Linked DNA regions of Mus musculus: region 2 is linked to region 1. A link is a loop called in an ENCODE intact Hi-C map of the cell type or tissue named here. Cell type or tissue: left cerebral cortex. All regions are shown on one strand.

What was found. A loop is a pair of places that touch in the nucleus more often than their neighbours do. Peaks named below come from ENCODE experiments on the same cell type or tissue, not always from the same donor. Only the 100,000 strongest peaks of a DNase experiment are listed, where the experiment ranks them.
Region 2: it touches region 1 in a loop (13-fold over the local background); 3 of 42 quality-filtered maps call a loop at or near these places.

Annotation. Positions count from the first base shown.
Region 1 is chr12:113,398,287-113,406,286 of GRCm38, forward strand. It overlaps Igh. Among named protein-coding and RNA genes, the nearest start is that of Adam6b, 87 kb to the right of the region's middle. In left cerebral cortex, no CTCF peak of the experiment used is centred here; a DNase peak (open chromatin) is centred at 3,515.
Region 2 is chr12:113,288,865-113,296,864 of GRCm38, forward strand. It overlaps Igh and Ighg2c. Among named protein-coding and RNA genes, the nearest start is that of Gm25622, 79 kb to the left of the region's middle. In left cerebral cortex, no CTCF peak of the experiment used is centred here; DNase peaks (open chromatin) are centred at 3,396, 3,690 and 7,307; H3K27ac peaks cover 733 bases.

The DNA.
Region 1 (8,000 bases):
TAATAATAAAAGAAAAATCCAAAAAAAGAGTTTCTCAACCAAGAGAAGTCCATGGCCAGATGGTTTTAGTGCATAATTTTACTGAATTTTCAAAGAAGCGGTAATACCAATATTCCTCAAACCATTCCACAAAACAGAAACAGACGGAACATTGCCAAACTCATTCTATGAGGCCACAGTCACCCTGCTACCTGACCCACACAAAGACTCAACAACAAAAAAAAAGAGAATTTCAGAAATATTTCTGTATAAACATTAATGCAAAAATACTCAGTAAAATACTTGCAAACTGAATCTAAGAACATATCAAAACATCATCCACTGTGATTAAGTCAGCTTCATTCCAGGTTTTCTGGTTTTGTTGAGTATAGACTTTTGTAGTAGGATCTGATTTTTTTAAAAATTTCTTCAGTTTCTGTTATGTCTCCCTTTTCATTCCTGATTTTAATTAGGATGCTGGCCCTGTGCTCTCTAGTGAGTCTGGCTAAGGGTCTGTCTATCCTGTTGATTTTCTCAAAGAACCAGCTCCTGGTTTTGTTGATTCTTTGTATAGTTCTTTTTGTTTCTATTTGGTTGATTTCAGCCCCGAGTTTGATTATTTCTTGCCACCTACTCCTCTTGGGTGTATTTGCTTCCTTTTTGTTCCAGAGCTTTCAGGTGTGCTGTGAAGCTGCTAGACTGCCCCACCTGGGGATCCATACCACATACAGACACCAAACCCAGACACTATTGCAGAGGCCAAGAAGTGCTTGCTGACCTGATATAGCTGTCTCCTGAGAGGCTCTGCCAGAGTCTGACAAATACAGAGGCAGATGCTAGCAGCCAACCATTAGACTGAGCACAGGGTCCCCAATGGAGGAGTTAGAGAAAGGAATGAAGGAGCTGAAGGGGTTTGCAATCCCATAGGAAGAACAACAATATCAAGTATCCAGATCTCCCAGAGCTTCCAGGGACTAAAACACCAACCAAAGAGTACACATGGAACAGCCCATGGTTCCAGCCGCATATTTAGCAGAGGATGGCCTTATAGGGCATCAATGGGTGGAGAGGCCCTTGGTCCTGTGAAGGTTTGGTGCCCCAGTGTAGGGGAAGGTGAGGGCAGGGAGGCTGGAGTAGGTGGGTGAGTTGGGGAGCATTCTCATAGAAGCAGGGGGAGGGGAATGAGACAGGGGGTTTGTGGAATGTAAATAAATAAAAATATCCAATAAAAGAAAATAAAAAATAAAAAGTATGGCAAGAACTTTATGTCTCTGAGGAAAGAAATAGGAAGAGATATCTGAAGATGGAAAGATCTCTTATGGCCATGGACCAGTAGGATTAACATAGGAAAATGGCCATCTTACCAAAAGCAATCTACAGATTCAATGCAATACATGTAAAAATTCCAGCATGATTCTTTATAAACCTTAAAAAAAATTCTCAACTTCAATTGGAAGAACAAAAAACCCAGTATATAGCTGTCTCTTGTGAGACTATGCCAGGGCCTAGCAAACACAGAAGTGGATGCTCACAGTCAGCTATTGGATGGATCACAGGGCCCCCAATGGAGGAGCTAGAGAAAGTGCCCAAGGAGCTAAAGGGATCTGCAACCCTATAGGTGGAACAACATTATGAACTAACCAGTACCCGGAGCTCTTGACTCTAGCTGCATATGTATCAAAAGATGGCCTAGTTGGCCATCACTGGAAAGAGAGGCCTATTGGACTTGCAAACTTTATATGCCCCAGTACAGGGGAACACCAGGGCCAAAAAGTGGGAGTGGGTGGGTAAGGGAGTGGGGGGGGAGGGTATGGGGGACTTTTGGGATAGCATTGGAAATGTAAATGAGGAAAATACCTAATTAAAAATATTAAAAAAAATAAAGCTTAAAAAAAATTCTGTAAAATAGATCTTTTGGAGGTTCACCATCTCTGACTCCAAGCTGTACTACAGAGCAATAGTAATAAAAAATTCATGATACTAGTATAGAAACAGACAGGTTGATGAATAGAATTGAATCAAAGACCTGGAAATAAACCCACACACCTATGGACACTTGATTTTTGACCAAGAAGCCAAAACCATACAATGGAGACAGGGACACATGTTCAGCAAATGGTGCTGCTTTAATTGGATGTCTGCATGTAGAAGAATGCAAATAGATCTATATTTATCAACCAGCACAACACTCAACTTCAAGTGGATAAAAAACCTCAAGGTAAAACCAGATACATTAAACCTAACAAGAGAAAGTTGAGAATAGCCTGGAGCACATTGTTTGGTGCAGGAGACAACTTCCTGAGTTCAACATGAATAGCTCAACCACTAAGGTCAGCAATTAATAAATGGGACCTTGTGAAACTGACAAACTTCTGTAAGACTAAGGACACTGTCAATTGGGTAAAATGGCAGCCTATGGAAAAGGAAAAGATCTTCACCAATCCTACACCTGACAGGAGGGCTTATATCCAAAATATATAAAGTACTCAAGAAGCCAGACACCAACAAACCAAAGAACCCAATTAAAAAGTGAGGTACAGAGCTAAACAGAGAATTCTCAACAGAGGAATCTCTAATAGCCAAGAAACACTTAAAGGAATGTTCACAGTCCTTAGTCATCAGGGAAATGCAAATCAAAAGACTCTGAGATTCCACCTTATATCCATCAGAATAGCTAAAATCAAAAACTCAGGCGACAGCTAATGCTGCTGCTGAGAATCTGGAGCAAGGGAAATAATCCACTGTTGGTGGGGATGCAAACTTGTAAACCATGTTGGAAAACAACTTGGAAGTTTCTCAGAAATTTTGGAATAGTTCTACCTCAAGACCCAGCTATACCACTTTTGGGCATATACCCAAATGATGCTTCACCATACCACAAGGACACTTGCTCAACTATGTTCATAGCAGCTTTATTCACAATAGCCAGAAACTGGAAACAACCCAGATGCCCCTCAACTGAAAAAAAATGGATAAATAAAATGTGGTTCACATTTAATTGCTACACAATGGAATACTAGTCAGCTTTTGAAAGCAAGGATATCATGAATTTTGCAGGCAAATGGATGGGACTAGAAAATGTCATCCTGAGTTAGGTAACCCAGCTCCCAAAGGACATGGATGGTATATACTCACGTATAAGTGGATATTAGCCATAAAGTACAGGATAACCATGCTGTATTCCATAGACCCAAAGATTCCAAATAACAAGAAGGACCCAAGGGAGGATGCTAGAATCTTATGCAGAAGGGGAAATAAAATAGACATCTGAGGTGAATGGAGGGAGGGAACTGTATGGGAGAGAGGATGGGCCAGGAAACAGTCAGGGGCAGATCTGTGTAGGGAGAGTTTGGAAGAGAGAATGAAAAAAAAGTTGCTTGTAGGGGGAGGGAGCATCTCTAGGATGTGCTGGAGATCTGGAGTGGGGGAGGCTTTGGGGAATCTCTGGGAATGAATCTAGCTGAGATTCCTAGCAGTGGGACATATGGAGCTTGAAGTGAACTGTAAACTGTAATCTGTAAACTGGCAGGACTCCCAGCAGAGGGATAAAGACAGCACCCCACCCACAAAAACTTCCACCCCAAATTTGTGTTGCCTACAAGATGTGGAAGGACAAAGATGGAGCAGAGATTGAGGGAATGGCCAGCCAATGACTGACTCAGTTTGAGATCCATCCCATGGGCTAGAACCAATCCCTGACATTGTTAATGCATTTGCAGACAGGAGCCTAGCATACTGTCCTCTGAGAGGCTTCACCTAGCAGCTGACTTGAACAGATTCAAAGACTTTCAGTCAAACATTAGACTGAGCTGTGGGGAGTCTTGTGGGAGAGTTGGGGGAAGGATTCAGGGACTGGGAGTGGATAGGAACTCCATAAGGAGACCAACAGAGTCAACTAACCTGGACTCTTGCGGGCTTTCAGAGACTGAACCACCAACTAAAGAGCATACAAGGGCTGGACCTAGACACCCCCTCCCAATATGTAGCAGGTGTACAACTTGTTCTTCATGCAGGTCACTGTGTCTGACTCCGTTGCTTTCCTGTGGATCCCATTCCCATACTTGGGCTGCCATGTCTGGTCTCAGTGGTATAGGAAACAGCTATGCAATGACTTGATGTGGGGTGGTGGGTTGATACATAGGGGTCCTCTCCCTTCTTAGACGAAATGGGGAGGGATGATCGGAGGCAGGAAGTTCTGTGTGAGAGGGGATTGGAGGGGTCTGTGATCAATATGTAAACTGAATAACTTTCCTCTGTGGTTAAATATGTCTGTCTTACTTTATTAAACCATGTTTTGGTGTTCTCAGAAAGTGGTTATTCACCCAGAAACAATATACATATTCCCTAGGATTCCTTCTAGTCTCGTTGATCCTCCAAGCCATAATTTACTTTTTTGTACTCACGATAAGGACAGAAACTAATTCTATTGATTTCTTTCATCCTCCATTCGATTTGAATTGCATATATTCCAGAATAAATTCAGCCAGGGCATTCATAGGGTGGCCAGATTGTGGGCTGCAGAGCTGCATTTGGAGACTTGCAGGTCTGTCTATACTTTTTACTCTATACTGAAGTCCAGCTTCTGCTAGGCACTAAAGTTTCAATCCTCAAGCTGAGAGAGGGGTCCCAGGCTGCTGGTGGGTAAAGGCTCTGGTTTCAGTGTGGGTAGGAGTGTGTCCTGTTTGTTGCCACATTTGGAAACAGACGCTTCTGCTCAGTAGCCACCTGTGAGGAGGCTGTTGGTGGGAATGAGCTGTGAGTTCCTGCCTGAGTGATAGGACTGATTTACAGCTTGTGGCTTTGTCTGTGGGAATGGTATCAACCCATGGGTTTACGGAATCCAGGGGCCATGAGTGTGTCACATGACTCCACTGGGTAGATTTCTGTAGTGTAGTGGTCCTGTATAATCTGACACTCCTGAATCAAGAGGAGGGAAGAGGAGGGGAGGGGAGGGGAAAGGGGGGAGAGGAGAGAAGAGGAGGGGAGGGGAGAGGAGGGGAGAGGAGGGGAGGGGAGGGGAGGCATGCATAACCTGGTTGCAGGTTATGAGCTCACGTGGCAGAGCTGGGAATGTGCTCCACGAGTTTTGGCTCTTTATGCTTGACAATGACCATGAACATCACGGTGTAGTTTTCATAATGAATTTTAGATTTAGAAAAGTTGCAATGAACCAAACAGCGCCGACTCTTAGGAGAGGTTACAGAGTTTGGGCCTTGGATTTTGGTAACCCATATTTTCTCTGACACCCAGTGGCTTATTGATAGGTTCTACTGTAAACACAAAGCCAGAAAAAAAAACAAACCAAACCAAAACAAAACTCTGGGAGTCATTACTTGGGGGCAACAGGGGTGGTGACAGTTATTCTTCTAGATGGCTTTCTCTAGAAGTTTGGGATGGGTATTCTCAGGGCAGCTGTGAAGCCAATGCCTCTTGTAGCCCACAGCCCCCTTAAGGTTGCTAGCGATTCACTCACTCTCTCATTTATCCATTCACACACAGTCCTCTGATTCTCCTTTGCTCTCTGTGTCCTGGAATCAGAGTAAAAAAACCAAATGGACAAGTGAGAAAGAGGGTAGTATCAGAAGTGACGCCAGAGAAAAAGAGGTTACTGACACATTGCAAAGAGAGGTGGTGTGGATGCTGGTTTTGAAGGTGTGGGAGCCTCAGAGAGTAAGCAAGACTTGCAGTTTAAAAGTTAAGTAGATCTCTAGGCCTGTGGGCCTATGGAACTTAATTTCTGGTGGGTTTAATTTGTGGTGGGTTTCCATAACAGATGGGTACTTTGAAAGGGCCACATGGACCTGTGGTTTATGTAGGCGTTTAAGGGACAATGGCATAAAGTTTGTGGCTTCCATGGCAGCCTATGGGAATAGTGGACAATGCTCTGGGGAGAATGGGGTCTTGGGGTGGTGGTGGTCACTGGAGTTTTGTTGTGTGGTTTGGCAAGTGATAGTTGCTGCTGGGCCACAGAGAGAAAAAGAATCTCCTTAGAGAATTAAGCAGAGAAGAGACCTGGCATGTCTATGGTGGGGATGGGAGGCTATGAGGAAGATATGTCTATGATCTCAACCTGGTGGCATTCTAGGAGCCTCGCAGATGCCCCTTCCTGGAGTTAACTATGTGCTGAAATCTGGGGTCAGCACAGCGTTCTCACAGGGAAGGTGGGGCAAGAGTTCTGCTGCACTTAGGGTAGTCAGTTGGCTTCAAAGAAGTGGGGTTATCATGATGCCCGTCATGGGATTCTGGATGCTTGGGAAGAACACGGGCTGTATGTGCTATGTGCACCCCAAGAGCAGGTACAGTCAAGAGTAGAAAAGTTGGGGTTGGAATCTGCCTTAGTTAGGGTCACCATTGCTGTGATGAAACATCATGACCAAAAGCAAAGTTGGAGAAGAAAGGGTTTATTTGCCTTTCATTTTCCAGATTGTGATCCATCACTGAAGGAAGCCAGGACTGGAATTCAGGTAGGGCAGGAACCTGGAGGCAGAAACTGATGCAGAGGCCCTGCCGAGTGCTGCTTACTGCCTTGCTCCTCATGGCTTGCTCAGCCTATTTTCTTATAGGACTCAAGACCACCACCTCAGGGATAGCACCACCCACAGTAGAGTGGGCACTTCCAAATTAAAAAGTTATTAAGAAAATGCTCTACAGGTTTGCTTTCAGCCCGATCTTATGGAGGCATTTTCTCAATCCCTCTTCTCAGACGATGTTAGTTTGCATCAAGTTTTCATACAAGGGCCCAGCACAGGGTTAGAGTCAATGTCCTGGGTCTTTTTATTAAGACTTGCCTTTATGACTTTCACAGGAAGCTTTGTGGGCCTTGAAAGACCAGTGCCTGGCTGGTTCTGCAGTACAGGGTAGGTGGAGAGAACACTGAGGCTGCAGCCTGCCAAGGTCTAGGTGCAATGAGGGCACAGGTTGCAATAGCTGTGGGAAACTGAGGGCAAGGCAGTTGTCTGGGTAGACTGAGGAGAGCAAGTGGGATCTGCTGAGAGGGTGAAGAGGAACAGAGAAGAGAAAGGGAAGAAGGAGTGCTCAGAGTATGTGCAGGAACCTGGTTACCTAGAAGGGTGGGATAGGTCAGTGGACAGAGGAGGGTTGTTCTTTACCACGGCAGCTTTAAGTGCCACTTAGCTGGGACAGCTTCATTTTCCTCCATTTTTACCTCTGGTGCTACCTTTCATGTTCTGTGGCCTCTTGCTCCATCTTCACAGCCAGCAGCACAGCCTCTGGCTTTGATATCACATCACATGGTATCACGTCTCCTACAGTCTGTCATGAAGACTCTTGTGAACACACTCAGGGACATCTGTGAGCTTTAGCTCATGGCCTTTCCATCAATGTCATCTGGTTTTTGTCCACACTAGGACTCAGGTTTTTAAGTTCAAATCTAGGACAAGGATACCCCTGAGGGCCATGGTTCAAGCACACACAGGCATTCCACTTTGGATGTTTTAAATAGGAAATTCGAGGTTGATCCCAAGGCCAACATATGGAATGTGAGACCACAGTGCACTGAGCTGTGAGTACAGATGCTAATAGGATCCAAGTTCATCAAGGGGAATAGTGAGAGGAATAGCCAGAATGGTGAAGGGAAGATGTTATCTCCTAATGTATCCTCCCTCCTGCTCTCCACACAGTAGAGGATAGAGTAAGGGAGCAAGAGAATCGAACTGACATTGAGATCCTTCCCATCACCCTGTGTTATCATCTGTTGATGTACAACATGAATCTGGGTCTTGTTTTGACTCTATCATACTAAAGGATGTTGACTGATGCCTTGGTCTACTTGGGTGCCTACAAAAATATACCTTGAACCAAGTGAATCATAAATATCAGAAATGTACTTTTCATCATTCTGAGTCTGAAGGTCTAAGACAAAGATTCTAGTAGTTTCCATACCCTACAGGACTCATTTACACATCTATGGACAGCTCTGTTTCATAGTGTCTGGGTGAAGGGTCTTTCTAGCTTGTTTAACAAGGACACTAATCCCAATTATGAGGACTCTTTGTGATCTC
Region 2 (8,000 bases), 110 kb before region 1:
CACCGAGGAGCCAGTTGTACCTCCACACACAGGGGCCAGTGGATAGACCGATGGGGCTGTTGTTTTGGCTGCAAGAAAGGAGGATGTGTGAGGGTTTCTGATATCTGTGGCCTCATAAATTTGGAGAGGCTCTGGTCTTAGCTTGGCTTTAAAGACGGTGTCTTTTTCAGTTGCTTTGAGACAGGCAGGGTTATCAGTTTCTTTCACTTGATGCTGTAACCTGACCTTAATTTTTCCATGTATTTTATTTTCTATGTATGAATTTGTGTATAATGTGTGTTCCAGATGGCTGTTCTGGTTGAAGGGAGCACTGAATACCCTGTAACTGGCGTTTCTTACAGATAGCTGTAAGATGCCATTTGGTTGTTGGCAACTGAATATGGATCCTCTGGAAGAGCAGCTATTGTTTTTAACCACTGAGCAGTCTCTCCAGCCCCATGAAACCTGATCATTCATTGATGAAGGTCTTCAGAAATACCTTCTACCCTTATGCAAGCTCTTTTCCCTAAATCTCTATTTTAGGTTCTAATATGACTTTAGTTCTCTTTGGACCTTACTCCCTGCTTCCTAAGGATCCCCAACAACCCCCTATCCTACACATTCTATTTGTACGCAGCCTTTGTGCCTTGACCTAGCTGGTTACTATCTGGTAGTTGTGCTACACAGCTCAGTCTCCTGATGAGAACCTGAGAATATCAGCCAACTTTCTCCTCCTTCCTCATTCTATGCATTTTTGGAGTCCTCCTTGATAGCGCTAATGTTGCCAGGACCCAGAAAAGTCTCTTTGTCTTACCCTAGCCCTGGAAATACGAGTGTGTGGTGCATTCCTCAGGAAGACATCTTGTCCTCCATCCCTGTTGACACGGGTTAATTCTCTTTTAATTATAATAGCACATTTTTTCTCATTTGTATGGAAACTCATACTGAACAATGAGTTCTGGGTTTCAAAAGAGTATTAGTTTGTCAACTATTTTCCTTGCCTCTGCTTTCATTGAAGTAAATTAACACCAATGCTCAATTCATTCTTACTCCCAGGTCCTTTCTGGTCTTTCCATCTCTCCTGTACACTACCTTCCACAATCCCCTGCTCAAACTCTGAGAGTTACCCCACCACTCTTCTGTGGGTCAACTCAGGCTACTTCATGCTCTCATAGGAGGATTCCCCTCCTGCCTTATATGCTCCCATAATGTTCGAGGATCCGAGCTTGGGCCTCTGACACTAGAACTTTAACTCATACGGTTTGTTTGAGAATGTCAGTGCCAGGGCCTTTTCCTGCCTATGTTTCTGCTCAATCAGACAACTCTCCTGGCCTCCAGGACTCTCTGCAGCCAAGTTGTTCTTCTGCCTGAATTCCGTAGAGCCCGGAGTCCTTTCCAACCCTTTCCCTTCTCTTCCTTCTGTCTTCCTTATCCAGCTGAGACACAACTGCTCCTTCAGCCTGAGCCCCCTCACTCCTCTGCCATGAAGTGTGTAAGGGAGGACCCTTGTCACTTCCTGGGTCCACAGGACGTTCTCCTCTGTGAAGAGGTCCTGAGCAGAGTTTTTCACTCTTCTTCACCGTCTGAGATGAGCCCCTAGATCCTGTGGATCTCACAGTGTCCTGTTCTCCCATGCTCCCAGCTCTGGAAGCTTTCCACAAGCTCCATGTTGCTAGTTTTCCTGTGCTGGTCTCATTAGCTAACAGGTGCTTAGTCCTTTCCCCACCACCAGAGCAGCTGCATTAGCTGCATCCAGGAGCTCTTGGTTTTCATATCCTTCTGTCCCTGTCAGCATGAAGTCAGGGTAGCTAAATCATCCCCCTGCCCACTAAGTTGCACTGCTTGCCAGGTTGATTCAACCTCATCCCTGTGTCTCACACCCTGCTGGCTACAGCTGCCCCAGTCCTGATGGTTTGCTACCCTCCTTCCTGGCTGCTGCATTGGCCTGGCAGGATGGATTGGAACCCTTCTACCACCTATCCTTCCCCTGTGCTTTTGATGCAAGTCTGACCTGAGCTCCCAGACATCCCTGTTGGGGTTACCTCCTGGGGTTTTCCTGGATGCCCATTAATCCCATCTTTCTTACTCTCTTACAGATACTTCATTCCTTTTATCTTTACCTGTTCCAGCTCCCCTGCAGATTCTGATCCCTGTCCCCTAAGTTTCTAGAGTTTCTGTGGACCCCATGTGCCCCTCTCCTCTCAAACCTCTGAACCAAGCAAGCAGTGTGGCCTGGTTCTCTACAGGCTAACAAGTCTCCAACCTCTATTGAGCTGCTTGGCCCGTTTCCTTGTCCCCTGATAACAACCCCAGCTCTTCAGTGACTACTTGGCATGGTCTCTCATACTCCTCTCTTCTCCAGATCTCCTGTGGTTATATTGCCTTTTGTCCTACAACTCCACTAGCTCCACTTCCCCTGTAATTGCTCAGCTTGGTCCCCAGAGCTGTAGGTCTTCTCTGTGTTCTACCACTCCCACCTGTCCCAGAGACCTTGCCACTGCTCTGTCACCTAACCTCATGCAGCTGCTCTGGGACCCTAACTCTGATACTTACTACACCCTCTGTAAATGCTCAGCATGTCTCTCACTCACGTCTGCTCAGGGTTATCCTGGTTTTTGAGCTCTCATGTTTTCTTCGACCTTCCCCAGACTCTGTGTAGACCCTCAGTCATTCCTGGTATCTCTCTTTGCCCCAGATCTCCTGTAGGTGCTTGACTTTGCTCCATAGCACCACTAGTCCTTGTTCTCTGTAAGCTACCTGCCCTGTCTCCCCTGATACAGACTTGCCCAAGTTATCCTATAGCTGCTCAGGGTAACACCTCCCTTCCCATAAACCCCAGCTATTCTGTAGCTGTTTTCCCTCATGTCCTATACCCTCACCTGCCCCAGTCCTTCCATAGGTCCTTGGATTGGTCCCTCATATTCCCACTTTCTTTAACTTGTCCATAGCATCTGTTTCAGCTCTGCTTTAGCTCCTCATTACACTTTTTTATACTTCAAAGTTTCCCCATGGCTGCAGGTTTTATCCTCTCATATTTCCACATGACCCAGCTCCCCCATACCTGGGAAATATAGCTTCCCACATCACTACTTTCCTTAAGTTTTTCATAGTTGTTGGGCCTGGTTCCTCACACCTCACCTGTCCCAGTTGCACCATAGATTTTCTCCATGATCACCTACGTTCCAAAGTTCCACCATAGCTACTGAATCTGGTCCATTTAATTCCCATTTATCCCAGAACCCCATAGCTGCACATCTGGTCCCTTATACTCCTACCAGCCTTAGGTATATAAACTCCTCCATAGCTGCTAGGACTGGTCCCCCACATTCTTACCATCCTCAGCTTTCTCATAGCTTTCAGGAGTGATGCCCATAATCCTACTTTCCCCATCTGTCCCACAGCTGCTGGGAGCATTTACTCTCTTTCCTACCATATCCACCTCCCCCATAACTGCTAGGATTTTGTACTACTGTCTCTAGCTCCTCTGTAGCTGCAAACATTATTTTCCCCATTCCTACCATCACCAGCTACCCCATAGCTGCTTGGGCTGGTTGCCCACTTCCTACTATCCCCAGCTCCCCAATAGCTTTTAGGTCTTGGCCTCACACTCCTACCATCCTCAGCTCCCCCATAGCTGCCAGGAGTGATCTCCACATTCCTACCATCCCCAGCTGCCTCGTGACTTCTAGCACTGGTCCCTAACACTCCCACCTACCACAACTCCCCCATAGCTGCAAGGTCTGGCTCCTCACACTCAGACCTGCATCAGCTCCTTTCTAACTTCTAGGTCTGGTTCCCACATTCCTACCATCCCCTGCTCCCCACATATGTGCTATTTCTGGTCCCCCACATTCCTGACATCAGCAACTCCCATGAGCTTCTAGCACTGGCCCCCCACATTCCTCTCATTCCCAGATCCCCTTTAGCTGCTCTGATTTGTCCAGTAGTCCCTAGGGTAGCTCTGAGGTGCAGACTCTGACAACTGCCACAGTATCTTAAAGAGGTTCAGCTTGCCTTCCCAACTCCTTTCTGTGCCAGTACTCCTGTAAAGCTTTTTTTGGTCCCTGGAGAGTGTCCTGGTCCCCTGTTAACCACACCTGCCTAGGCCCTTGGCCCCTGTGTAGGTCCTTTGTTTGTTTCCTCTACCTCCACCAGCCCAGCTTACTTAGAGCTGTTTAGCTTGTTCCTCCCATGTACCACCAGCCCCAGATTCCCCATAGCTGCTCTGCCAGTGTTTCTGAGCTTTTGGAGGTATCATGGCTCTGTACTACTCACCTCTCATTAGGTCACCTGCACCTGTGCTGCCTGTTTGCCACCCACAGCTGTACTGCCTGGTCCCCACCCAGAGTGGTCTGCCTGGTCCCTACTCTCAGCTGTACTGCCTGTTCCCTTCGCAGCGCTGTACTGCCTGGTCCCTACTCAGAGCTGTACTGCCTTGTCCCTATGCAGAGCAATACTGTCTGTTCCCTACCCAAAGCTGCACTGCCTGGTCTCTACCCACATCTCTACTGCCTCATCCCTACGCACAGCTGTACTGCCTGGGCCCTAGCCACAGCTGTACTGCCCGGTCCCAACCCATAGCTGTACTGCCTGGACCCTACCCACAGCTGTACTGCCTGGTCCCTACCCAAGGGAATACTGCCTGATACCCACCCAGAGCTTTACTACCTGGTCCTCACCCACAGCTGTACTGCCTGTTGCCTACCCAGAGCCGGTCTGCCTGGTCCCTACCCACAGCTATACTGCCTGTTCCCCACCCAGAGTGGTCTGCCTGGTCCCTACTCTCAGCTGTACTGCCTGTTCCCTTCGCAGAGCTGTACTGCCTGGTCCCTACTCAGAGCTGTACTGCCTTGTCCCTATGCAGAGCAATACTGTCTGTTCCCTACCCAAAGCTGCACTGCCTGGTCTCTACCCACATCTCTACTGCCTCATCCCTTCGCACAGCTGTACTGCCTGGGCCCTAGCCACAGCTGTACTGCCCGGTCCCAACCCATAGCTGTACTGCCGGGTTCCCACCCACAGCTGTACTGCCTGGTCCCTACCCAAGGGAATACTGCCTGATACCCACCCAGAGCTGTACTACCTGGTCCTCACCCACAGCTGTACTGCCTGTTGCCTACCCAGAGCCGGTCTGCCTGGTCCCTACCCACAGCTATACTGCCTGTTCCCCACCCAGAACTGTACTGCCTGGTCCCCACCCACAGCTGTACTGTCTGGTCCTCATCCACAGCTGTACTGCCTGGTCCCCACCCACAGCTGTACTGTCTGGTTCCCACCCAAGACTGTACTGACTGGTGTCTATCCAGAGCTGTACTGCCTGTTCCCTTCGCAGAGCTGTACTGCCTGGTCTCTACTCAGCTGTACTGCCTTGTCCCTATGCAGAGCAATACTGCCTGTTCCCTACCCAAAGCTGCACTGCCTGGTCCCAACCCAAAGCTCTACTGCCTCATTCCTAGGCACAGCTGTACTGCCTGGGCCCTAGCCACAGCTGTACTGCCTGGTCCCCACCCAGAGCTGTACTGCCTGGACCCTACCCACAGCTGTACTGCCTGGGCCCTAGCCACAGCTATATTGCTTGTTCCCTACCCAGAGCTCTACTGCCTGATTCCCACGCACAGCTGTACTGCCTGGTCTCTATCCAGAGCTGTACTGCCTGTTCACTACCCAGAGCCCTACTGCCTGGTTCCCACCCAGAGCTGTACTGCCTGTTCCCCACCCAGAGCTGTACTGCCTGGTCCCTACCCAGAGCTGTACTGCCTGGTCCCTACTCAGAGCTGTACTGCCTGGTCCCCACCCAGAGCTGTACTGCCTGGTCCCTACCCACAGCTGTACTGCCTGGTCCCTACCCACAGCTGTACTGCCAAGTCCCCACCCACAGCTGTACTGCCTGGTTCCAACCCACAGCTGTACTGCCTGGTCCTCATCCACAGCTGTACTGCCTGTTCACTACCCACAGCTGTACTGCCTGGTCCCTACACCCAGCAATACTGCCTGCTCCCTACCCAAAGCTGCACTGCCTGGTTTCTACCCATAGCTCTACTGCCTCATCCCTACCCACAGCTGTACTGCCTGGGCCCTAGCCACAGCTGTACTGCCTGGTCCCCACATAGAGCTGTACTGCCTGGTCCCCACACAGAGCTGTACTGCCTGGTCCCTACCCACAGCTGTACTGCCTGGTCTCTATCCAGAGCTGTACTGCCTGTTTCCTACCCAGAGCTCTACTGCCTGATTCCCACGCACAGCTGTACTGCCTGGTCTCTTTCCAGAGCTGTACTGCCTGTTCACTACCCAGAGCCCTACTGCCTGGTTCCCACCCAGAGCCCTACTGCCTGGTTCCCACCCAGAGCTGTACTCCCTGGTCCTTACCCATAGCTGTACTGCCTGGTCTCTATCCAGAGCTGTACTGCCTGTTCCCTACCTACTGCTGTACTGCTTGGTCCCTACTCAGAGCTGTAATGCCTGGTTGCCTCCTACACATGTACTACCCGTTCCCTACCGAGAGCTGTACGCCTCCACCTACAGCTCTACTGCCTTGTCCTCATCTGTATTTGTATGCCTGTTCCCCATCACAAATGTACTGTGGGTCCCGAACTGCATTGTACTGCCTGGTCCACACCCATATCTCTAGTGCATGATCCATACTTGTATTGGTACTGCAGGAACCATACCTGCATCGGTACTGCCAGGTCCCCAGAGTTCCATAGGTGGTAGCCTTCCTCTTAAGAAATTTACCTTCTTTCAGCTTCATTCCTGGAATTCACTATCCAATGCTGGTCTTGAACTCTGAGCTCCAGGTCATCCACTCTAACTTTAGCTCTCTCAGGTAGGTACATCAGCCTTTCCCGGTGAACCTTCCCCATTCCCTCTTTACCTGTTCTCTCAATCCTGTAGGCCTCTCCTTACCCTTTCTAAACTGGCTTTTCTTTCCTCTGCTGCCTCAGCCTTCCTCGGTCCACCAGTCTCCTGGCCAGGCCAGATCCTCAGCCTTCTGGGTCTCTCCCATTAACTCCTTGAGGCTTACTCTGGTTGTCTGTATGTGTCAGCAGCTTTAGTGGTCCGTTCTTCTGTGTGTGGGAACTCTGGAGTCTTCCTGCTTGATCCCAGGCTGCAGGTAGGCACCTTTTCTCTGCAACACACAGGCCATTTTTTGGGGGGCTGATCTGTCAACTCCTCCCCATCCTCCTGTGATCTTCCATCTACTAGGTCTGGAAAGGCCCAGTGCTCTCCCTAGGCTGTGGCTCTCTCCAGTTTCTCAGCTGACCACACTCACATGTGGAGCCGCGTGAAGAAGATTGCTGCTATTTTTGCTTTGTCACTGTGCTTCTAACAGCCCAGCTCTGAGCTCTGCCTCATCCTTCCAGGATTTACAGTCTTTGCCCCAGAGGTGTGAACATCACACTTCTCCCAACCCAGTACCTACTAAGAACAGGATTGAAAGTGGGTGACAGGGGATGCTTCCTGAAGTTCCTCTTTCTTCTGTTGGTTTCAGTGTCTGGGGGAGGGGGAGAGCAGGGGGAGTCCACACAAGGTCTAGGTTACTCTTGTAGGGGTGGGCGAGGGTGGTGGTCCTCTTGAGACCCATAGAGAAGATGTGAAGCCTAGTTGTCTCAACCCAGTGTTCCTGGGTTTCCTGTGGCTGAGTGACTATGTCTACTCTCCTGATCACCTCAATGGAGAAGACTTTCTCTCAGTCTGAACTATAACCCAGCTTAGGTACCAACCTCTGCTGTTCTCTCTCCAACCAGTGCTATCTCTCTAGACCCCAGAAGTGTCTTTGGCTCAAGGAGGAAAGTGTAGTCTGGAGTGAGAGTACAGAGTGCAGCAAGTCAGGTGGAGAGGGGAAAGTGCTCTGGCTTCTGACTGTGCTACCAAGCAGTGGGTCATATGGCTGCAGAGAGAAGCTGGGCAGGGATCCAGAAGTGGTTCTTTGCTAAACTAAGAGAGGCTACACGTAAGGGGGGGGGGACTCTCTGATGGCTGGAGTTACATGGATTTCTTTTCTATGGTCACGTTCCACAATT